Regions from separate parts of the Mus musculus genome. Here regions 2 and 3 are each linked to region 1. A link is a loop called in an ENCODE intact Hi-C map of the cell type or tissue named here. Cell type or tissue: left cerebral cortex. All regions are shown on one strand.

Evidence for each region. A loop is a pair of places that touch in the nucleus more often than their neighbours do. Peaks named below come from ENCODE experiments on the same cell type or tissue, not always from the same donor. Only the 100,000 strongest peaks of a DNase experiment are listed, where the experiment ranks them.
Region 2: it touches region 1 in a loop (4-fold over the local background); 15 of 42 quality-filtered maps call a loop at or near these places.
Region 3: it touches region 1 in a loop (10-fold over the local background); 20 of 42 quality-filtered maps call a loop at or near these places.

What each region holds. Positions count from the first base shown.
Region 1 is chr13:108,148,495-108,156,494 of GRCm38, reverse strand. The region is part of intron 1 of Ndufaf2 (NADH:ubiquinone oxidoreductase complex assembly factor 2); the gene reads left to right. Among named protein-coding and RNA genes, the nearest start is that of Ndufaf2, 6.1 kb to the left of the region's middle. In left cerebral cortex, CTCF peaks have their summits at 3,309 (motif pointing right) and 4,522 (motif pointing left); DNase peaks (open chromatin) are centred at 3,338 and 4,526; H3K27ac peaks cover 213 bases.
Region 2 is chr13:108,040,656-108,048,655 of GRCm38, reverse strand. It overlaps Smim15 (small integral membrane protein 15), which reads right to left and starts at 4,182. Exons shown (of 3, transcript NM_001048250.2): 1 at 4,170-4,182; 2 at 2,088-2,231; 3 at 1-1,216. The coding sequence starts at 1,194. The coding sequence ends at 970. It overlaps Gm41055 (a long non-coding RNA gene), which reads left to right and starts at 4,185. Exons shown (of 5, transcript XR_003950673.1): 1 at 4,185-4,450. In left cerebral cortex, CTCF peaks have their summits at 4,657 and 6,965 (motif pointing right); DNase peaks (open chromatin) are centred at 1,118, 4,217, 5,094 and 6,998; H3K4me3 peaks cover 2,479 bases; H3K27ac peaks cover 1,863 bases.
Region 3 is chr13:107,321,514-107,329,513 of GRCm38, reverse strand. No RefSeq gene overlaps it. Among named protein-coding and RNA genes, the nearest start is that of Gm31715, 110 kb to the right of the region's middle. In left cerebral cortex, CTCF peaks have their summits at 3,621 (motif pointing left) and 5,178; a DNase peak (open chromatin) is centred at 3,617; H3K27ac peaks cover 306 bases.

The DNA.
Region 1 (8,000 bases):
AGTTCGGATCCCCAGCACCAAAGCCAGGGATGGCTGTGTGTACCCTACTCCCTAGCTTTGTAGGAACAGACTGGCAGCTCCGAGAGGTCAGCCAGCCTAGTCAGTAGGCAAGTTTCCAACCCAGAGACAGGTGGTGTCTCAAGGTAATGAGGCGGAGAGTATAGATAGAGGAGAAGGCCTGCCGTCCAGCTCTGGCCTCCACATGCCTGTGCACAGGATGTGCGCTGGCACACACAGAGCACCCAGACACAGCACAACTTCCTTTTCAAATTCAAACGCTATAAAACTAGCACACATCTCGCTTTTTGGTGGGTCAGGGCTTCATCTAACTTCATCATGATCAGGATACTGCCTTCAGTATCAGCTGACCCTTGACTCTCTAGGTTCGTAACCTTGCTAACTGATTATTATGCCAATTAGAGTTTTGTCTTCTTGAGAATATTATCTGGAGAGTCATACCATCTGTAACTCTTAAAAAATGGCCTCTTCCATTCAGCATGATGCCTTTAAGATGTGAAGAGTTATCAGTAGTTTGTTTCCTATTATTGGTGACTAACAGTCCGTGTCAAGGATATGCCGTAGTTTGTATGTTTACATTGAAGGACATTTGGGCTGAGTCCAGCTTTTGATGTTTATGAATGGAGCTGCCACAGAATTCACATATGGGTTTTGCATGAGCATTAATTTTCATTTCCCCAGAGGTATGACTGATTCTTAGCCTTTTCCTACCATTTAATTTCCACATGAGCTCAGTGCTCCAACTTGCTCCAAAAAATGTGAATAAAATACTTAACATCACAAGACCTTGTTGGAGTGCAAGAGAAATAAATTGGAAAATGTCACTTTAAGAGAGTGAGGTTTAAGTCCCCATCAACTGGAGTTAAATTTGGATTCCTTTTTTTTTTTTGGTTCTGTGATTTCTTTTTTCACTTGTAGTTTTCAGCACAGGGAGTGTGCATATATTTTGTTATATTTGCTTAGAAGTTTCTTGTGTTGGATACTATGAAGGGTATGTATGTGTTGTTTTGGTTTTCTGTTTTCTCCTCTGAAACAGCCTCAGTATGTAGCTTTGGCTGAACTAGACTCACTGTGTAAACCAGGTTGGCTTGGAACTCATAAAAGATCCACCTGCCTTTGGCTTTTGGCTCTCCCGTGCTAGGATTTTTATTTACCTTTTGCGTGCGTGCGTGCGCCTGTGCCTCTGAGTGCGCAGGCACACACGTGTTCCTATGCATGTGTACCTCTATATGGAAGCCAGAGATGAATGCCATCTGTCTTCTTCAGTCACTGTCTACATTATTTTTTGAGGCAGGGTCTCTTGATGAACCCCGAGTTCACTGATTGAGCCTGATTGACTGGCCATTGTGATGCTGGCTGTCCCTGGGGATCGTCCTGGCTCCACCTTCTCTGCCTTAGGATTATAGGCACATGGTACAGGAGCTGGTGTTTCACATGGATGCAGGGATTTGAACTCAGGTCCTCACACTTGTATAAAAGCACTTTACCCATGGAACCATTTCCTTAACCCAGCTTTTAAAACTCCCTTTGTAAGCTTAATCTAATAGCTCCTTGCTTGTTCCCTGTTAGCTCAGAAGGTTTTTGTTTTTTTTTTTTCATGAGTGTATCTCAAAATTGTTTACTCTCATAAACTGAAATATATGGGCTGGCGTTTTAGTTAATATTGACTTGTTTATTCATTATGTGTGTGTGCATGGGTCTGCTTGGGCCACAGGGTGCTTGTGGCTAGCAGAAGAAGCCTTGGGACAGAAGATAGCTCTCTCCTTCTGCTCTGTGGGTTTGGGGATTGAAGCTCACTCGGGTCGATAGCCTTGGAAGCAAGTACCTCTGCTTTTGGAAGCATCTGACTGGCCCATGACTTTGTGTTAGGTTTACAGGAAAGCTATTTGGAAGTTACTAACACAGTCTTTCTTCCTTTCCCACACTCAGCCAGCGTCTTAGGTGAGTTTCCACCATTTGCTCCTCCCACGGAATCTCTAACTGTCACTGCCTGAGTAGTTTACTTTTCCCAAGAGCCAGAGTTGTAACTGTACCGTGTATAACCTTTTCACATTGGCTTTCACTTAATAATATGCAATTATATTGTTTTCTTTGTGTGCATACGACATAATGGCTCTCTTATCTCCCTCTTCTTCATTCTGTTAATTATGCATTGATACGTGTTTGATGAGCCTTTTAAATTAGTAGAATTTATTTTTTATGCATTGATTTCAGTGCTTTCATAGTTATTTATTGCCCCACCCCTGGCCACGACGTGTGCGCACATGTGTGTGTATCTCAAGTATGTCAGTGCCCACAGAGGCCAGAAGAGGGAATGGGACCCTCGGGGCTGGAGTTACCGGAGGCTGCTACAGAGCGGCTGCTACAGGTCACAGACCTATTGATGGAACTTTGATCTGTTTTCTAGCACAGCTATAAGCCTCTTTTATATATGAACCGAATAGGATTGGGGGAGATAATAGGTAGATAGAGTTCTAGTCATTTAAAATTTACACATTCATATAGGAACACACACTAGAAACACACTTTGCCATTCTCAGTGTCATCACAATACCTCCATTGTGTGAGCTTAAGTTAACCGTAGTTACCGCTCTTTCATCGAATGTTGAGTTTTAATATTTTCACAGCCACCAACTAGCTTAAATTCTCATTTCAAATGCAGGGTTATTGCCCCATTCCCCTGTGTATAACGATGAGTTTCCTGTGTGTCTGCCTGTGTATGGGGTAGGTGCTGCAAAGGCAGCTATACAATGAATTGAGGTATCATTTGGCCCTCAATTCTAAAAGTCAAAACAGAACAAAGCACATACACGGATGAAGTAGTTCAAAGAGTCTAGACTAGGCAATTCAGATACTGTTCAATAAATGAGCTAGATTAGCCTGGCAGGAATAAGTATTCCTACCAGAAATAAAAGAACCTAGCCATGGTATAGTGAACTTCCAGTGTGGTCAGACATGGACCTGCCTCTGACCTGCTGAACTGAGTTTCATTACATCATCAGACTTCTGTAGAGATACTTAGCCTTACAATTTCCCTTCAGAACCATTATCTAATTGTTCAAAACCTGCATCCTCCACTGTTGTGTGTATAGTAAAGACATATCGATTTGGAAGGCCTCACCTCAGCCAATTCACGTGTATTATTTAGAGACTAGAAATAATCACGGAGAATATGGGAAAGGAAAACAGCCACAACTGAAAGTATAGTTTCTGGTTTTTTAGTTAATAATTGGAAGGTGGTTCTAGACTCCTCCAGGTTTGAGACTAATGAAAATATTTCAGCTCTTCCAGCAGAGGGCAGCATTGTTCCAAAAATCAAGATTGACTGTCTTTCCTGCTTTGTACTTGAAAGTGATTTGAAGGAATCTCACTTCCCACACACACCCAGGAGGAATCAGAGCATTTATTTATCCAAGCAGCAGCAGCAGCAACAACAACAAAAACACATAATGAAAATAGAAGAAAAACTGGAATACACAATATGGACGGGGACAGCAGTCATACTTTGCTGTCGGTAGTTTTTCCTACAAGATTTTGTTTTTTATTGTTTCCTGAATTCCCTCAGTCATGTACAAAGTCCATGTCCTTAAGTACTAACTGTATTCTGTCACAGGAGGACAGGCCCATTGTTGGCCCTGAACATGTGTCTATCACATTTTCAACAACAAAACGTGAGGATGGCGTGTGTTGACAGTCACCCATGCCAGTCCCTTGCTGTGGCTTTAAATGAACCTAAGCAGCTGTAACAGACTCCTGGTTTCCCTACCCGGGGAGCGTGGGACCTTTGAGCTGCAATGGAAACTAATTGTGGGAGGTTGGCAATCTGGGTTGTGTCTATAGTTAAATGACATCACAAGTGTCTCCAGGAATTCGGCTGCTGGTTGTCTTTGTGTTTGAGGGTTTTGACATTTGCTTTAGCTTAGGACAGTAAGGTCAGTATTGATACTAACGATCATAGTGTAAACACTGTGTGCTAGACTCGCTTCTAAGCATTTGCCCCGAGACGCTGCATTGTGGGAGATTTCAAGAATTAAGAAAAGCAATAGTGTTGCTTCATCAGGACCACTCAGTAACAGAACCCAACCGTGTCATGTGTTTACAGAGCCCATTCTCCCTGGCATTTAAAACCAGGCAGATAACTGTTATCCTCATCTAACTCCAAAGAGCGTCAGTCCAGAAAGTCATGTCTGCTGCTGCCCGAGGCTAAGTGTAAGCTGCTTTACAAGGGACAGACTGCGATGACATTCTTTAGAAGTCACAGTTGAATGAGGACTGGTACTGAGAAATAAATACCTTCAGAGTTATGTGGTAGGCTTCATTATTCAACTGTTAGAATAATTTTTTTCTATTATAAACTTTATTCTAAATCCATTTTTACAAAATGGAGTAGAGAATATATACTGTTAAAAATAGACTGCATAAAGACATTTTAAAATAGCTTGAGTCATTTCAATCAGGCTGTCTCTACTTTAATCTTGCATTCCAGCTGGCTAATGGCTCCATCTTGTGGTCCAAATGAGAAACTGCACCCTCTGCCTAAGATGCTGGTTAAGTTTTTCCATTTTAGCTGAATATGTCACATAAAATGATTTATATTGTCTTATTTATTAGAACATAACTCTCACTTAGCATATATTAGTTGTGTCTGCATCTCTCTAGGGCTTTTCTCTGAAAACCATTTCCCCCTTTTTAGTGTGTCTTCTGTCTTCCCTTCATCAATGTTGGTTCCACTTTAAAGCCCCTTAAGGTCCAGAAGCCATTTTATAGTGCACTGCCTATGAGTAAATAAAACTCTTAGATAAGTGAAGTTAAGCTGGCCTGGACTATGCACAGTGTTTAGTAACTCTTAAAGAGTGTATGTATGAAGAGTCTTACGATGGCCGTGTGAGGAAGGAGACATTTGATGAACAGGGAGGTGTGAGACTAATTACAACTGCATGGTGACTTCTGACGTAAGAATGAGTTAAGTACTTGTCTCCCCATCAGCTTCATTGAGTGGCTTTTGCAAAATTTGTATGTAGCTATGGTTGTTCTAGTGATGTCTTGACATATGTGCATATTGTGAGTGAGTATATCAGTGTAATTATAGCACCTCACATCTTTCTAAAAACGATGTTTCAGAGATTCTACTTTATAATTTAATGTAATTTTTTTACATTTTATTTTTTCTCTGACAGTTTTATATATGAGAATTTTGTTTACATTTTCTGCCCCTCCTTTTTCTCCCTCCCTTTCCTCCATCGCCCCACCACTTTCTCATATTCATGACCTCTTAGTCTTTCATCATGATAACATATATCTAAGTGTGTATATGAGATATGATGTATGTGTGTATATAACCTGAGCTTATTTAACATCTTTCATATGTATATGTATTTAGGGCTTACTATTTGGAATTGTATAGAAAATTTGTTCTCTGAGAACTGCATATACATTTATATAATGCAATATGATATAACGCAATATGATATAATGCAATATGATATAATGCAATATGATAAGCACCCCTATTTCCATACTTCCTCTCCCTCGGGTTCTGAAATTGTATTTTTAATTAGCATATGAAGTAATGGTTACTGTGGCACTGATATGCATTGTTTCTGCTGGTGCTTCTCCTGCACTCCCCTCCTGTCCCCTTGTGTCTCTTCGCCCCTTGCTGCCCCCCTCAGGGCCCACCCTGTGCCCCTGCTTGCTGCCTCCCCCTCAGGGCCCACCCTGTGCCCCTGCTTGCTGCCTCCCCCTCAGGGCCCACCCTGTGCCCCCTGCTTGCTGCCTCCCCCTCAGTGCCCACCCTGTGCCCCCTGCACTTGTTGTTCCCTCTCAGTGCCCACCACGTGTTTTCATGTCCTACTTTCCCATCTTTTAAGACTGTTTTCCTGTCTCACGGTGCTCTCTGTAGTCGTATGTTCTGTACCCACACTTACATACATGAAAGTTAAAATCTAGGATCCTCATATGAAGGAAAACACATGGAATTTGTCTTCTGAGTCGAGGTTGCTGGGCTTAACACAGTAACCTCCAGTTCCATCCATTTTCCTGCAGATTTCATGGTTTCATGTAGCTGCTTTACAGTTGGGTAAAATTCCATTGAACAAATAGAGCACATGATCTTCATTCATTCATGTGTGTCTTCAGTCCCTCATTGATGACTACCTAGGCTGGTTCATTTCCTACCTATTGTGAATTTGGAGCAATAAACACTCATGTGCAAGTGTCTCTCTGGTATGACATACAGTCTTTGGGGACATGCCCAGAAGCGCCACCCCCTTTGTATGTTGAATAATACTGTTTTTGTTTTTTTTTTTAAGATTTATTTACTTATTTATTTATTATATGTAAGTACACTGTAGCTGTCTTCAGACACTCCAGAAGAGGGCGTCAGATCTCATTACGGGTGGTTGTGAGCCACCATGTGGTTGCTGGGATTTGAACTACGGACTTTCGGAAGAGCAGTCGGGTGCTCTTACCCACTGAGCCATCTCACCAGCCCCAATACTGTTTTTTTTTTAAAGATTTATTTCTTTGATGTATGAGTGGTTTACCTGCATATAAGTCTACACACCACACCTGTGCATGCCTGAGGAGGCCACAAGATGATGTCGGATTCTCTAGAACTGGAGTTCAACACAGTCGCGGGCTGCCATGTGGGTGTTGAGAATTGAACACGGGTCCTCTGGAAGAACAGCTGGTGCTCTTAACTCCTAAACCATCTGTCCACCATGGTATTGTGTGTTTGTTTTAACTTAGATATTTTGACAAAGTTATAATAACACAACATGATATCCTTAAGTCACATTTGTCTCTTTTACTGAAAGTAAGAAGTGTTATTTTTCTTTCTTTCTTTCTTTCTTTCTTTCTTTCTTTCTTTTTTTCTTTTTTTCTTTTTTTTTTTGCAAAATTTGAGGGTATTGCCATTCTTTCTAAATATTTGTAATAATCTTTACTATATTATTGTTTGAGCTATTTTTCATATTCCTATCTTGCTGCACTATCTTGGTCATATAAAGTAGAAATCAGCAGTTTTCTTGTGATTCTATAGTACTTCTGTAGACTTCATAAAGCTACCTTCTGCAAGATTTGCCCTTTCATTTTACACTCATCTTTTGACACATTTTAACCCCTAGAAAATTGTGGCAACGGCCTTGAGGAATATTCTTGAGGAATGAGTTGAGGAGTTGTAATAGTAAATAGCTGCGTCGAGGACTGATCTTATAGGTGACACAGTCTTATTTTGGACAAACTGTTAATGATACACTGAGCAATTCCTGGATATAAATACAGCTGCAGTTTGCCACTGCCTCTGTGCCAAGAACTTTTAAAAATATAGTCAGCCTATGTATTTCATGCATGTCCTCAATTGATTATAAATAGTTACTATGCAGCTGGATTGTTATTCCTTTGGATAACTGCTAGATAGTAACAGGTGTTCAGCAAAACTAGTCCGTTTATTTCACTGGTATTCATAGTTCTGGGATTGGAAGTACACCAGTGAGAGTGTACGCTGTAGTGCGTGCTCTCAGCGTAGTGGAGGGAGTCCTGTTAAAAAGCATACGTAGGCATAGTAGATTACACAGCAGTGACCATGCAGGAAGTGCAGAAGGGGTAGTCAGTGACCTGGGTACACCGTGCAGGGTACTGGGGAGTGGGTGAGGTCAGTGGGGCAGGACTGCTTGACTTATATTTGAAGGAAGACTGGAATGAGATGGCCAAGTGGCTCTCTGAAGCAAGAATGCATCATTCAGAGAATAACAATGTGAGTTTCTTCACTCTGGACTTAGCCAGCTGTTCTTACTGGGTATTGAGAAGAATGGCGTCATTTGGTTCATGGTCTCAGAAGGACCGCTTTAGTTTGTACTGGGAACAGGTAGTAGTCAGATTGGAACAAGATCACCTTAGGAGCTTCGCCTTGGGTGGCTGTTTTCATACTTGAACATAATTTTACACTTAAAGAAGCTACAAAAATAACACAACAAATTCTCACA
Region 2 (8,000 bases), 110 kb after region 1:
ACTCTGCAACACATTGAAGCAAATGGCAGTGTTCAAAGTACAAAACCTATTCTATCCAGTACATGGTATTGAACATGGTCAAGGCAATAAGAATCCTATATAAAGTTATGTTTTACAATGCAGTATCTTGATAATTACTAGCTGTGTTAAAAGCTAACGTCAGAAGAATGAAAATAGCCATACTCATTAATAAAATTTTCCTTTGAGAAAGTAATGCTTCCATTCCAAAAAAATAAGCAGTAACAATTTTGAAAAAGTGATTAATATACTGTATCTCTTTTCAGCCAACGTAAACCTCACTTCCGGTTAATTCTTTTACATTCCTAATATCCTCTGTCTAGAACTGAACCCCATTTAAACTACCATATTCTAAAACCATTTTCTCATCATTTTTCACTTGAATACTTTAAGCTCCAAAATGGCAAATGAGTGTCAGTTTAAAGAATTTTTACTACAGGTTGAACAGACAGAAATGCTTGGGGCTTGGAGTGTTTTAATTTTTTCCCAGACTTTAAAGTATTTCATAATACCTTGAGGATGGGATCCAATTCTGAACACAAGGTCCGCTTATATTTCTCATGGCTTGAAGATAACTTGATGTATTTTTAGTGCACCTGTATTTTGACTGCAACCCATCCCGAAGTGGGCTGTGGGCTTTTCCGCTCTTGGCATCATGTCTGAGCACAGGTGTTAGGTTTTACAGTGCTTCTGAGCTTTGAATTTTCACATTAGGTATGCTCCACCTGTATGATAAATGCTAACTTAAATACTTGCCAGTAGATACCAACAAACTTTTATTTCCAAGCCTAAAAGTTACTATAGTATTGAGGTCAGAACATGACTCTTCTGTACGGTCAGATTAATTCACTAAATAATACTATCAGGAACAGCCTGGAAATTTCGTGAGAGTCCTTCCAAAGCTGCAGGTTTTCCAGAGTGGTTTTCTCTGGCTACAGTCTGTGCGCCCCTTCAATCCTTCTTTAGTCGTTTAGCTTTTGCGATGTTTTCTTGCCGTTTTTGTTTCTTCTTTTGCTCCTTCTCTCTGGCTTCAATCATCTTGGCCAACTTCCAGGACAGTACAGCACTAGCTAGGAACAGTGGTGTGAGCGCCAAGATAACTGTGGTAAGGAAGCCATATGGGTCCTTTGCAGCCCACTCCACAACATACTCAGCCCAAGCCTTTATGTCAAGCATCTTTGCAGCAAGCAGGAAGCAGCTTGGAGAATGAAGGGAGGGGGGAAAGAAGAAAAAAACAAAACAAAAAAGAAGACTATATGGTTACTCAAATCCTGAAAGTTAGAACACATCCAATTTAATCAGAATTCCATTATCGCATAGTTTTGTTTTTTCAGTATTAATTAGTAGCATTTCAATAAAGATTAGCATCTCCATTTAGGAAAAAAATAGTTCAAATCGAACAACACAGATCATTTCTAGAAAGTAAAGACCAATTTATAGAAGGTAAGGCCCACTTGAACTGTGTCCTATGGGCATCCTCCATGCCTCTAATTCTCAGGACAAACCGTGCAGGAGCAGACAAACAAAGAGCTTGACTTCCACCGGCTCAATTCAGGAAAGGGCTGAAGCCGGCCGTTGCTGACACACCATCAGTACTGCTAAGTGCTAATTAACCAAAGTACAAATCAGACTCCTTGTCTGACATCTCGGCCAGACCATAAAAAGTCCTCCCAGAGAAAGAGAAGTAGGTGTTTATTTTTGGAACATAGGTTAAGGAAACCATGATGCTTAAAAAAAAAAACAAAAAAATCCACATTCATACATCCGGGGGAAAAAAAGATTGCTAAGTTATGGGCTTTCAAATTTGACAGCTCTACCAAAAAAAAAAAAAAAAAAAAAAAGAGAAATGCGTCCACACGGTAAGTGTGCATCTTGGTCTTTTTTGAGTTGGTAACAGAGGATCACCTGGTAAAATATGGTGAGGACTTGAGTGGCATTTCCTATATTGTTCCTGTTTCTAGCAACCTGTTTCAATTACAGGTTGAATTACAATGCCAGCATTTAGGGAAGGTTTGTGTGTATTTACAGCCACCTAAAGTCTCAAGCTAAGATTTTTAAAAACCATTTACCTTATGTTAGAGTAGTGACCTCTAATTTTCCCCTGGGACTATCAGTGAGTCAGTCAGAATTCAGACGATTGTTGGTTATGTCTTCTTCAGTCTGACCATACGATGTGGAGGGGGTTAAATTCTATATACATATACATGGATGAGCTAGAAAAGAAGACAATCAAGTCATAACTATTGTAAGATAGTTGCAGGATATTTTGATCACACTGTGAACCCCAAGATTGTGCTGTAGTGTGCCCTCCCCGCTCCTTAGCACACACCTTTGGTCCCTCTGCCTGGAATGCAGACACGCCCTTAGTATACAACCTTTAATCCCAAACAAGGTAAAGTTAGTTTGTAGAAGGAAGCACCATATTTGAAAGTGATGTCAAAGTGATGAATCAGAGAAAGATTTGATACAGGATATGCCCAGCCCTCAAAAGAGGAAAGAGGAAAAAGAGGCTAGTTAAGAGAGCAGCACAGAGAAAGAAGAAAGGAGAAGGCAGTTTTACCAGGAGAGTTTTACAGAGACAGGCTGGAGAGAGAGAACAAGCTAGACACAGGTGAAGACAATGAGCCAGAGGATGAGAAGCCAGAAGAGCAGAACACATTGCTAGAGTCTGAGGTCAAGCAGAGCAATTCAGAAGAGGAGAAAGAGAAGCCAGATTGAATCAGTCAACTTGGCGAGGAGTTTGAGCTAGAACAGCTAGCTGAGTAAGTGAGTTAGCCAGCACACAGGAAGAACAAGAAAGGATGCGCTTTTCAGCAATAAGTCTCAGAAGCTGAAAACACTCTAGGCCTAGATAAGATTGTGTGGAGGCTAGAAGCTTCCGGGACTAGGCCTGGGTTAGCAGACTGAGCAGTAAGCCTCAAAGATGACAATTACAACAGGAGAATAAAAGATACCTTTACAGTAAGATTAGAAATGGAAAAAAAAAAAAAAAAAAAAAAAAAACCTCTAAATTCTCCTCTAAACACAAACAAGTAAAAACATCTTTCTATAATAGTATAGCCTCTTAACACCTATTTCTCCCTAAATTACAACTGCAAATGTCCCAAAATAAGAGTTCTAATTCGTAGAAGCCAAGTATTCTACGTAAATTATTTGAGTACTAAAGTTTTGTCTGAATAATAATGACTTTCACTAACATAAAAAAAATCAAGCTGGCTGGCTGACATGTTACAGGTACCATACCCATAAAGATTTTTAATCTTTGCGTCTACTGTTGGGGATCCAACCCAAAGCCTAGTAGAGCACAGTAGACAGATGCTCCACCGCTGACCAACCAAGAATTTAAACTGCTTGTACTTAAGAATCCTCATTTATTCGTTGGATTGGGTACATCGTTACAAAGTCAAACACTATGCTTTGCTCTTTAAAGGTTTTGTGGTCTGTAGTTCAATTAATGTACCTTACAAGAAAATAAAGAATTACCAAAATAATTATGGTACCCACAACCCGTCACATCAAGAAAACTATCACTGGATTTAACTTCCATGTCCCCATGCTATCTCCGTATTTGTATCAGAAACCATGCCCCTACTTTCAGCACATTAAACTTTCTGGAGACGTTAACCATCCAGTCCCTTGTCGCTACGCCCTCGCCCAGTTGTAACCAGTTTGCAGGAAGGTCCAAGAAAGATCGATCTTTCTCGAGTCCAGTAACGAACTAAATACAAGTCTGCGAAATCCGCCCAACTTTGCAAATAAGACTAGCGCGACTTGATGACTAGGCTATGGCAAAGTTACGGTCCACAGGCCACACATCTCGAGAGCACCTCAGTCTCGCACCAAAACATCCTCGCCTTACTTTCAGGCACATTCCTTCACCTCACAAAGCCTAGGGGACCCGGAGCTGCACCAGGCGTCTCTAGACTTACAGCTTCTCTCCTAACTTTCCCCGCTTAGCATTCTCCTTGCCCCGGGCCATGTCCACGGCCATCAGTCGGCCTCACCGGCTAAGGACGCCGCCCCGCCGAGCGAAGCCGGGCAGGACCCGCGGTCAGGAGCTCAGAGAGCCGGGAGAGCCCGGCCACACGCTCAGCTTAGGCTACAGCAAGCCACCGCAGCCCTAGGGGATCCCCGCTCCCATTCCCACTCACCGCCAGGCAGGAAAGTGGAAAGCGGAAGCCGCTCCGCTCAGGTCCCGCCCGAAGGCGGGGCGGGGCGGGGCGGGATGAGGAAGTGGCGGGCGGGTTTCCGGCGGCGCAATGTCTAGAGCCATAGCGGGAGGGCGGGGAGGGGCGGCGCGGCGAGGCGAGGCGAGGCGCGGAGGCTTCGTGTCCGCGGTCGGGGATGCTGCCGCGCGCCGCTTCGTGTGCGCTGCAGGTGGGGCATCGTGGCCTCGCGTCCTGCGTGGGACGCCGGCGAGGAGACGGAGTGGGTGAGGAGTTCGTCCAGGGGACTCTCAGCCCAGAGAGCCGCAGCTAGACACGAGGGGGACCCCGCAGTCTCCTTAGAGCCTTCTCGAGGCCGTGGAAGGACTGGCGTGTTCCCTAACTCGCCCCTCACTCATGCTGTAGAGTTGAACAATAGTTAAATATTTAAAGATTTGGCCAAGCAGCAGCCCGGCTGGGATGTGTCCAGTGAACCTTGGTAGCAGGGGGAAATGCTGCCACGCTGTGGGAAAGAGGTTCCGTTGTTTGTTTTTCATTTAAGAGCCTAACTTACTTCACAAAGGAATGGTCGATACTTGCCCCAAAGTAAACTGTCAATAATTAAACTGTCAGGGCATAGAGATCGCAATACATAAATAAAGGACTTCAAAAAGTCAACAAGCAGAAAGGGGTGCGTTAAATGGGTCTCCTAATCTACAGGGACGGAAAGATTAGCTCTGGTTTGGTTGGTGCTCAAATTTTGTGATTGCTTGCCTGAACTACTTGCTCTGTTTGACTGCCTCTGGCGAATGTTGCAAGACCTCCTCGCTGTTGTGTGCCAAATAAAGCAAGTTTTTATTCCTGAGAGACTGTGAGCGTTCCCTTTGAGGAGCAAGCCGAGACATGTATGAGTAGTTAGAGTATAACAACAGTAACCATTATTTACCAAGGAGCAGACTTTGGCAGCTAATCTAAGGATCTAAAATACTGCTACCCGGGTATATGCTAATGGCTGCATATTGTAATGGCAGCCGTGGTTTTCTTATTCTTGTGTGAAAGCCTGAAGGATTGCTTAAAACCTGTACAAACAAGCGTACCCATAACCGGCTTGTATCCATAACCGGCTTGTATCCGTGACATGTTCACTTCAGTAGATGGTTCCTCACAAGTTCTGCCTCCCAGTGTGTTGCTCTGTTTTATCTCTAAAGGACCCAGGGTCCCCGCAAGTCTTGGGAATAAAAGGAAGCAGTACCGTAAGGAAGGAACTGAGGAGGGGGTGCACCAGCCTAATCGTGCACAGTACACACACTTACAACGGAGAGAAAGAAAGCAGCAAGCTTCTTTGGCTATTGGAGACCTAGCCTTCACACTCAGATTTTAGGGCTCTCTCTTCTGGTGTATTAGGCAGGCCTGTGCAAGCCCAAGAACAGCATAGAGGTTGCCATGGAGGACAGCCTTACTGGGGCCTGCATTACCTTAACCAAAGATGATAAGTAAGATAGGCTCCCAAACCATGGGCTGACTGTTCCATGGCGAGGTCAGCTTTCTAGTCTCTGTACTGATGCCCCTACAGCACTCATTCTCTCTGAGCCTTTTCCTCCCGTATATCTAGAGGGCATTCTAGTTGACCTCTGATCATTCGGGCCCCTTCAGATCAGTAAATTAGTGTATCTGGCCAGTCCCCTAGCTCTTTATCCTTTCTGGGAGAGGGAGTAGTCACGGGTTTGTTTGAAAGACTCTTGCTATGTAGCCCAGACTCTACCTGAGCTCTGGGTCATTGTGGTCCACTCTCTTAAGTAATGGGATGGTGGGCGGTCACCACCACCGTTGTCTTAACTTGGATTTTATTCTCCCAAATGTCCCAAATGCATTATGAGATAACAACTAATACGTTCTGCCTTGTTCTTAAGAAGCAGATTTTAGCCAGGTGTAACCCCGAGACTTGAGAGGTGAAGACAGGAAGATGAACAACCTTGGTAGGCGTACAGTGAGTTTGAACCATTCTGGGCTACTTGAGACCCTGTCTCAGAGAAGAGGTAGGGTGTTAAGGTAGTTCCCATGGAGAGCAGACTAGGAAAAGCTGTGTGTGCAGGATTAAAGCAGCCCACATAGCAGCTCTGAAGCCAAGGAACAGCTGCACAATATTTGTTATTGCACAAAGCCTTTAAAAAATTGTTCGTTTGCTTTTCTCTTGTAAGGTAATTCCTGGTAGACTTGTCATTCCTTAGTTTCTAAAGTCTTTTTTTTTTTTAATGTTTGTAAGTACAAAGTTAAGTCTCACTCTAACCATGTGTCAATGAAAGGCATGTACCCTGAATAAGATTCTGTTGTTGTAATAATGTTATTTGCTCTGATTAAAAGATGCTGAAAGGTCTCTCACCTGTACTTGGCCTTATTTCCTTCCCTCCAGTAACCCTGTACATATGTAACTTCTTTTGATGGAATTGGGTTTTATCCCTGAATTTTATTTCATAACCTTATTTAAATATCAGTTGAGTACTTTCTGTGTACCCAGTACTGAAGTCAGTGCCTCTCAAATACTGTCACTAATCCCGAACTAAATCACCCATCAAAAGTTCATGTTCTTATACAGGTTTTCCAGTTTAACAACAGAAGACTTAAAAAGTAAAGCAGGATTCTAAACTTATTTTATCAAAATCTCTGCTCACTCCAGTCTTGGCAGAAATGTTTTCTCTTTTCTCCCCTCCCCCTCACCCCCGGCCCCCAAAGTGGAGTTATGTTTTTAGAGTCTGTCACTGCTGACAAAAACTAAAATCCCCGACTTGCCTAGTGTCCAGGTGGTGGCAGCATGTCTCAGAGCTAGCGTGCTGGGGAAGGCGTTTCCAGCCGTGCTGGTTGGCTGCTTGTGTGAACGTGCATAACCTGCCTCTGTGCAGAGCTCTCACTTCTCCATTTATCGACCCATCAGTGATTCATCCCACTATAGCCTCCTCTTCTGGTAGATTACACTTCGGGAGTTTCTCTTCAGCTTCTTTTATCTATGAAGTGTCTATCAGACTCTTTCTAGAAAACTCATTAGGGCCTATCAGGCCAGACAGTGTTATTTCAGTTGTTATTTTTAACCAACATTTGGTATTATTGGGCAGTACTGAAAGTATCAATATTAGCTAATACTACTAAGAAACGTCTGCTTAAATTAAAGGCATGTGTCTTACACTCACAGACTCATCGGTGTAGGAGCTTAGGAAAAACAATTAGTACTCAAAAGAGTAAGAAACTCAACAGGGAGTAATGCAAGATTATCATTTCTGGGGCTAAAGAGACAGAGGGTAAAGACGCTGGCAATCAAGGCTGAATTCCATCCCCAGAGCCCGACTCATGGAAGGTCAGACACACACACACACACACACACACACAGAGATGGCTTTTGTTTTTGTTGATGACTTCTTGGGAGTTTGCTTTTATGCCTTTGCAGAGCTAATGCCTATGAAGGGGGCTGGCAAACAATTGCTGCCTTCCCACCCGAGTCCTCCACAGCCACCACTGCTCTGCTTGCACGGCTCTTCAGTCTGGGTTTACTGGCTTCTTGTCTCTCCTAGACAGTAACCTAGACAGTTTTTTAGAATGTAAACCCCAGGATTAGTTGCCTCAAAAGTATGAACATCACTGTATCATTGTTGCAGTACTGGGCTGAACCCAGGTGTGTGGCACATGCCACCCAAGTGCCTAGTCCTGTCCTGTGTGTGACCTACATCCTTTTGCCCTTTGTCATTTAATGTCTTTGTTAGTTTGTTTGAAACAAGGGATTTCAGTTGTTGTTCTATTGATGTGGAGAGAAACCGAGACCAAGGAAGCTTACAAAAGGAAGCAGTCGAT
Region 3 (8,000 bases), 830 kb after region 1:
TTCCTTTCCTGTCCCTCAGCCTTTCTGCCCGGGTCCACAGCTTTGTTGCACTCATTCTGTTCCTGTCAGGCAATTCTGAAGCCATTGAAAGACGATTGGTTTTTGTTCCTGGCAACCCGTAGCCACAACCAGCAAATTTAAACTCCTGGCTAGCTTCAAAGAGCAAGAGAGAACAGGGGTATCCTGCGTCCATGTGGGAGGGAGGTGACTCTGAAGTTTTCATAGAGAAGATAACCATTGCACATGGGCAGGCCAAACAGGCCTTGGAAAAAGGCCTTAGACTTGAGTCAACCATGAGTAAGAGTCTATGAGCACAGTGACTACAGCTAGTTACACGCTTAGCAAGACTTAGACTAAACATTGTGGCCTGTGTGCTTTCTCTGGTGTTTATTATATCCCATTTGTAGAAGTATCCATAACATTTTTAGAATTTTTCTGTACATGCAAGTTTATAACATTTCATTTCTATGCATGCAAATGGCCAACGTGAATCAGTGCTTACCCTAATACCCATCACTGGACGAAGCACTTGTCTTCTCTTGGTTTAATTTTACAATTGTAGAAGAAAATGCCTCATTCCAATGCTTATTTGTTGAAATAGTGTAGAGTTCTGTCATTCAGCTGATGTGAAAACCAAGGATAACTTGCCTTGGGGGTTATGCAACTAATAAACTATGGCATAATTCCACTCAGAGGTATTTTTAGGTCCCAAAGCCACGTTCTAAATCCTTACCCAGTAGAATTCTGAGAGCAAAGTTTCAAGTCTAACTCTGCTAAGCCTCAGACTCCACAGTTGGTTTAATGAGAGGTTAGGATGCTATGACTGGCCAGTTCTGGGATGGTATGGTCTCTTGAATCAAAGCTTGCTAACTTGGCAGAAAAAAAAAAGGAGTGTTCCTGGGCCTCCTCCACCCTGGCAGCTCTGCTTAAAGACACAGGGCATGTAAGGTAGTTTTGCTCTTGATAAAATGAGCCCGAGATCTATAAGCTGGCCTCAGCCTTTTGGCGAAAACTCTGAATATATGGTAACCTATATCTATATTTTTCTTCAGATACAGTGAGTCTTAGAATGTCTACCTTCTTAGAAAAGAGTCTCTCTCTAGAGTTCACGTACCAGCAACTACCTCTTTTTTCTTTTCCTATTTTTGTTTTTGGTTCTGTGGCGGGGGCTTTTTGCCTTTTCTTAAAACAATAATTCTCATAAGAGATGTAAATACTCTTTTCCCTCAATAATCTTGAGGCATGGGTTCCAGGAAGCTCATGAATACCAAAACTCATGGATGCACATGTCCCTTAAGACATATCTGCATATAATCTACAAACATCATCCTATGTTCTTAAAACTATCTCTAGATTGCTGCTAATATAGATAGTTGGCATATGATTTTCTTTAGGAAATAATGACAATGATGAAAAGGGCTTGGACACGGTTCATCTAGACCTTTTTCTCTCAATATCTTTAGTCTGTGCTTAATGGACTACGCAGGTACAAAACCTGTAAATACTGAGGCCCACATCTGCATGCTGCTACCATTTCCTCATCTCTCTCTCTCTCTCTCTCTCTCTCTCTCTCTCTCTCTCTCTCTGTGTGTGTGTGTGTGTGGGGGGTATGTCACACATGTGAGAATAGCATCCATGTGAAGACCAAGAGTTGACATTGAGCATCCCCCTCAGTCGTTCTCTCCTTCATTCACTGAGGCAGAAACTCTCATTAAACCAGAAACTTGGGATTTGACTGGTCTAGCTACACCTCTAGCCAGCATATCTTGGGGAATCTCCTTACTTCTCCTAAGCTAGGGATTATAGGCAGATCACCATGCATGCCCAGGTTTTTAAAAATCATATGTATTGAGGAATGCATGACATGTGTAGGTGTGGGAGTCACAGGTTGACCTGCAGGAGCCCATTCCTTTCCTTCAACCAACGATGTGGATGCCAGGAATCAAATACAGACAAATACTCTATGTATTCAGTCGTCTCTCCAGCCACATGCCTCCCAGTGTTCTTTTTCAATCTGCTCCAACTAGGTTTCCACTGTCAGTCAACAGAAACCTCTCTTGTCAAGCTCTCCATCACCCTCCATAACATTCTTCATCTGGCCTCTCAAGAAGTGAAACTTTAGTGGTAGGAAATGGAGAAATATAAAACAACTAATGAGTACCTAAAGACAAAAAAAATACATACTTATGGAAGGTCTTAATTGGAACTCAATAGCTGAATGTTAAAAGTATGAGTATGTATATTTTCATAAAGTCTCTTACTCTTCCAAAAGTCTCTTTTTATGGCACTGCTATTTGCTGCATTAAAAAATGGCAGTTACTTAGTATATATTTTACTTCAATAAATATACCCTCCCATTTTACTACTGCTCTATCTAATTGGAATATACACCAAGAGTATGTGAAAATGTTTAAAACTACCTAGACCAAAGGGAATCACAATGGTTTCTAGCTGCAGGAGTTCATCTGAATTGCCTTTTCCATATTCAGATAGGAAGACAGGTTAGAGAGTTAATAATGTCTGCACTGACACATAGCTGCTAAGTGGACTTGGGACTAGAAGCCATTCCTCAAAATTTGAACCCAGAGTCATCCTATTATAGCATGCTTCTTTGGTATATCTCAAAAGGTTAAAAGATTTGACACAATCACTGTTCCTCTGACTAGTCAATGCATGGTACTGACAAAACTCACTAATCTCTCTTCTTTAATCTGTCTGTTTTTAACCTGCTATGGGTGTGTTACTAGGCATTTGGCAAGTGGTCCCACATCATACTCTAGGTATGTCAGTTATAGTAATTGGGACTAAAAATGTCTTACCTTTTTAAAGAATAGATCATACTTAAAGTTACACTAATGATAACACTATTTTTATTCATCTGTAACACGCTGAGTAGCATGTACTATGGGAAACGGACTTAAATTTGGTAGGCTAGGAACTTGGCCTAATGGCCTTGTATTTCAACCCATCATCCATATTTTCCCACAAGCATGGAATGTCCACATTTAACTGTCACCTTCATGTTCAGCAAACCAATGCCTTTGAGATGATTAAGACACCTAGGAGACACTCTCACATTGCTTGGGTCATCTGGTTATTAAGCATACTAAGGGAAAAGCAGAGATTTCTTGAGAAAAGGAAACGTTGGGGATTTTCCTAATGCTCTTGGTGGGAGGACCAGTAGAGGACAAGATTTTTCATCCCACCTGGCCAAGAGCCAGCTGAGCTACCTACTAGGGAGACAGCATCACTGTGAAGTCAAAAGTTACCCCCCCCCCCCGAAAAAGCAGAGGTTGGGCCCAAAAGAGACACAAACCTCCAACCATTTCTCAAATCATGGTACCACACTGAACATTATGATAGGTTGTCTCTATATTCGTACCCAATTTTTTTCCACTATGAATTTAGCACTAACAAGGGAGTTGAGGGAGGTGCTACCACCTCCACTTTCCTGCAGGCCACAACAGCAGGTGTGCTGATTTTCAAAGGAAAGTGAAATATTTGCCAAATCATTTGGCACACTCAAACTCCAAATGTGCCAAATTACCTGTCAAACTTAAATGGCCTTTTAAAAAGAAAGACAAATGGCCTGCCCACCTTCATCTGCATGGACCCACACTGCCATCCAGTGGCTCATTGTGTCAGTCACAATGGGGCTCCATTGTCTTCCAGGGTTTGGATCCAAGCTGAACACCCTTGTCCTTGGCATTGGCTCCTTCTCTACTCAGAGCCTTTGGGGCTGAAAAAGATGCAATGAGTTGCATATAAGTTGGATTAGAAGAGAGTTGGTGCCAAGACTTGGATGTTTTGCCCATGGCATCTAAAAAGAGCGTAAGCTGCCTGTAGAATTTTCCAACCAACAGATATTCAAGTGTCTTTCTTCCACATAATCACTGACCAAGAAAAAAAAAAAAGGAAAGAAGGAAGGAAGGAAGGAAGGAAGGAAGGAAGGAAGGAAGGAAGGAAGGAAGAGAGAGAGAGAGAAAGAGAGAAGAGAGAGGGGGGAGAGAAACCCATTATCATACACAGGTGTCTGCGTTTAGCCCTATAAGCACCTTTCCCTCATGGATAACTAGGCCAAGCAGCACATGGCGATCCATTTTATTTCCACAGTGCTTATCTGTAAGTCCTTACTTGTCTAAGTTCTCCTTTAAAATACCCATTTTAATGGGCTGAACTTATCTCTGCAGTGAAGGTAAGGAGTTCCAGCCATATGAGCTTGTGGGACATATATAAAGAAGAAGAAAGTTCATAGAGGAAGGAGAAAAATGAGATAGAGAGGCAGACTCTGTAGGCTTAGATTTTTCTAAAACCTACTTTAATAAGGGTTCTTAAATGCTTTAACCTCCCTTCTAGCCCTCCACCCACCAGAGGTGGTGGAAAGGAAAGGTTAATAGAGCAAAGGAGGATGTGGACCTGTTTAGAAATAGTTCTTTTGGGTGATTCCAATCTTCATTGTCAGGATATCAGCAGTTCAGTTGACAGGAACCAGCAGCAGTAGCTTGATTCACTTGCAAACACCATTCACGAATCAGCAATGAATGTTTGATCCAGAGGAAACCATGAGGCTCTGCCAATCTGCCCAAGTCCACAGAAGGGGCAAGAAGCCCCCAGAAAATCATGAGAAGTTCTTTGGTGTAATTTTCTCTACAAAGTCATGACAAACAATGATCAGTGAAGAAGGGATGGTAAACCACATCACATCAGTAAAAACCAATGAAGAACAGCAAAGAGTGGCAAGGTAATGCCAGAATGTCATCCAGTCAAGAGAGTTATATTTGTACCCTTTCCAGACATCACATGTCCTCTCCAGTGTCCACTCCAGCAAAACACCACATGTTTGTTCTCAGCAGAACAGTTTCCCATGTGTCAGCTTCAGCAAAATATCCTCTCACACAACAGTCTCCAGAAAAGCATCACATGACACAACTGAGTCTCCAAAGAAACCAGAAACTTCCACTTCAGGATGTAATTCTCTTCTGTGTGCACAACTGTAGGTTAAGGGGTGTCACCTTTCTAACAATTGGGTTTCAATAATAAACTGTACTGTGAGCAGAGCTTCTAAAAGGAATATCGATGGTATGGTGACAGCCAAAGCTAAGAGTTGGGTTCCTTTTCAGCTAAAGGTTGTAAAATGTTTATGAGCTAAGCCGATCAAAGTTGAAATGAGAGTGAATGGCCACTAGGTTGGCTCTGAAGAGAATCATAAACAAAGATATGAACAGGAACCACAGACTGCTAAAATGTCAGCTCTGACATTAGTGTGAATTAGTGTGTGGACATCATGGTTCACCTCAGGTTCAGTTAGATCAGATCTAGGCAAGCTACTGTGCCATTTCTTCACCCATTTAAAAAGAGCCATTAAAGAAAGCTCTTTGCTTCCTAAAGAAATCAAATCCATCTAGTTCTAATTAGACCCTCTAGCTGAGGCTATGCCTTACCCCCATTTTCCTTTTTCTATTCAGTCTTATTCACTTTTAACATATTGTATATAATAATCAGAAATAAAGGAAACATATATTGTCAGCTAGACTTACATCTCCATTTTGCAGACATGGAAATTGAGACCCATTTCCCCAACTATATTTTCTAAATGAATCTAAATTTTTCTTAAAACAGAAGACATAACAGGAAAGGTAAGCTACTTTTATACTTTTCATAATAAATATTCCTGATCTGCCCCTGCCATCATCCCTCCATTCTAAATTCTTAGTTTAATACCCACAAATGAGGATAGCTTTCACCTCTCACCAAATAAATTTCTCTTTGTAACAGATGGAGATCACTGCATAAAACCACAACTGGCCAAAATTCTTCAATGTGTACATATACAACACAACTTCTACACCTAAAGCTTAGGTAATATAGAAGAAGAGGGGGTGGAAAGATTCTAAGAGCCAAAGGACCAGGAAATTTGTTGTAAAATTGTGTCTCTGAGAAATGACAGAGAAGCTGTTCCCATGATATCTAAACAATATGGCTGCCTAAGCAAGACCTGAACAAGGACATCAAGAACAAGGACAGCTCAGGCTCCTCCTGGACAAGGAACTACAAGCAACTAAGGAATGCTGGAAGTGGGAGAAAGAGTTTTACCCAGGAATTACTCCTTCCCCCTATTGGCTATCTAATACCAAGTGGTTAGATCTAAAATAGTATACATACAAGCAACCTAAACAGACTCGTGTGTGTGTGTGTGTGTGTGTGTGTGTGTGTGTGTGTGTGTATGTGAATAACAAGTCAAGAAACAGAAGCCATGAATTTGAAAGGGAGCTAGTGGAGCAGAATGGGAGAAGTTGGAGAGAGAAAAAGGAAGGAGGAAAACAATATAATTTTACTATAATTACAAATTATTTTTAAGAAATTTGGAAAACAATCTCATCTACAATAGCCTCAAAATGTATCCTGGAAAAAATTGTGAACAAAATTATTAATACCTCCTTGTTGGGAATTATTCTTTATTACTATTTTATTGCATCCCACTCGACCGGCAAGAAAGACGCAACAAACCGAAATCTTCTGCGGCAAAGCTTTATTGCTTACTTCTTCAGGAAGACCCCGAACCGGGAAAATGGCGCCGCTTATATAGCCCACAGCGTGATGTTTCAGCACCTGATATGGCATGACAGCTCCTGATTCGTTGCTCACCCATCACTCCACTATTACGCCCTGAGAATGGGCAGTGACTAGGAGTGAGTTCACTCTCGCACCTGCGTACAAGGCTTGTTTACTAGTTAGGCACAGTGGAGGCCAACGCCATCTTATAATGGCAATTGCTCATGGCACAGCTCTCCACACTATTTTAATAATTTACACATTTAATCATTCTGTTAGCTTCTCAAGACATACCATATTAGCATCTTGAAGAGTCAGTGTAGGGTTAAATAAGGTTCATGTTACGGTTAAATAAGTCAATAAGGAAGGGTTAAATCAAATGGTCACTGAAGAGGGCAAGCTTTAAAAATAGGGAGGGGGAGGAAATATACCCAAACTTCTTATCAATAAGTAACATAATCTAAGAATTTGGCAGACCAAAAAGATGGTATAATTATACTACCTTCCCCCTGCCTCTATTTGGGGATGAGGGTGAGCAAAAAACATTCAGAGACACACCTATTTGTGCTTAGGAACTAGAGATTTTAAGTCGTCCAACTCTGGTGTCACTAATGTAGACAAGCTGACTGATCAGGATTTTGAAGACTTTCTACTGGAGGAATTGTGGTTTTCTGGATTGTTCCACTTAAAGGCCTAACAAAGCAGTTTAATAACACTGTATCTAAGACTAGGAGAATGATAGTACATCAATGATTGATTGTCTGGTGTGAAGAAATGCAATTGATAAGTAGTCATGTGTGAAAAAATCATTTAAAAGAGCCATTCTTGGACTACAGAACGTCTTGTTAGGTAGAATACAAATGTTTCCCCATCGGAAGTGGAGCTTTCTAAGTCATTGGGCATAGGATGAAGCAATACAGTTTGCTCAGCTAAGATTTAAGGAAGAGGTCCTCACACCAAAATCTGAGCTGTGGATTCTTGCTTTGACACTCTGGTCACACCTATTTAAGATTCTAGCTCCTTTGGTAACAACAGACAAATACACAATCTACTCAGCTCAAATGAAAGAGGAAAATAAGTACCAGGTAGTAATAAACCTTAGCAGCTGTAGACTACCGTCACAGACCGCTAAGCGCACAGACTACCGTCACAGAGAGCTAAGCACAGCGAGTCTTCATGGGGGCCAAAATTTAGCAATCCTAAGGCATCTTTCTTTCTCCTTCCCCATCAGTACATATTTATTGACACCTCAGTCAAACCACAAAACAAACAACTCTCCTGTTGTTCAGAGCCTCACAATCTAGCTTCTCTCTATTTCTTATCCTCATTTCGATATCCTGATACCACCTGCCAATTACTCCATTCTTCTCTTTACAAATTGGCTTCCCTGGCCTCCTCTTACTGTCAGGCCCTTGTTGTCCACATCCTTCAGCTTTAGAACACATCAA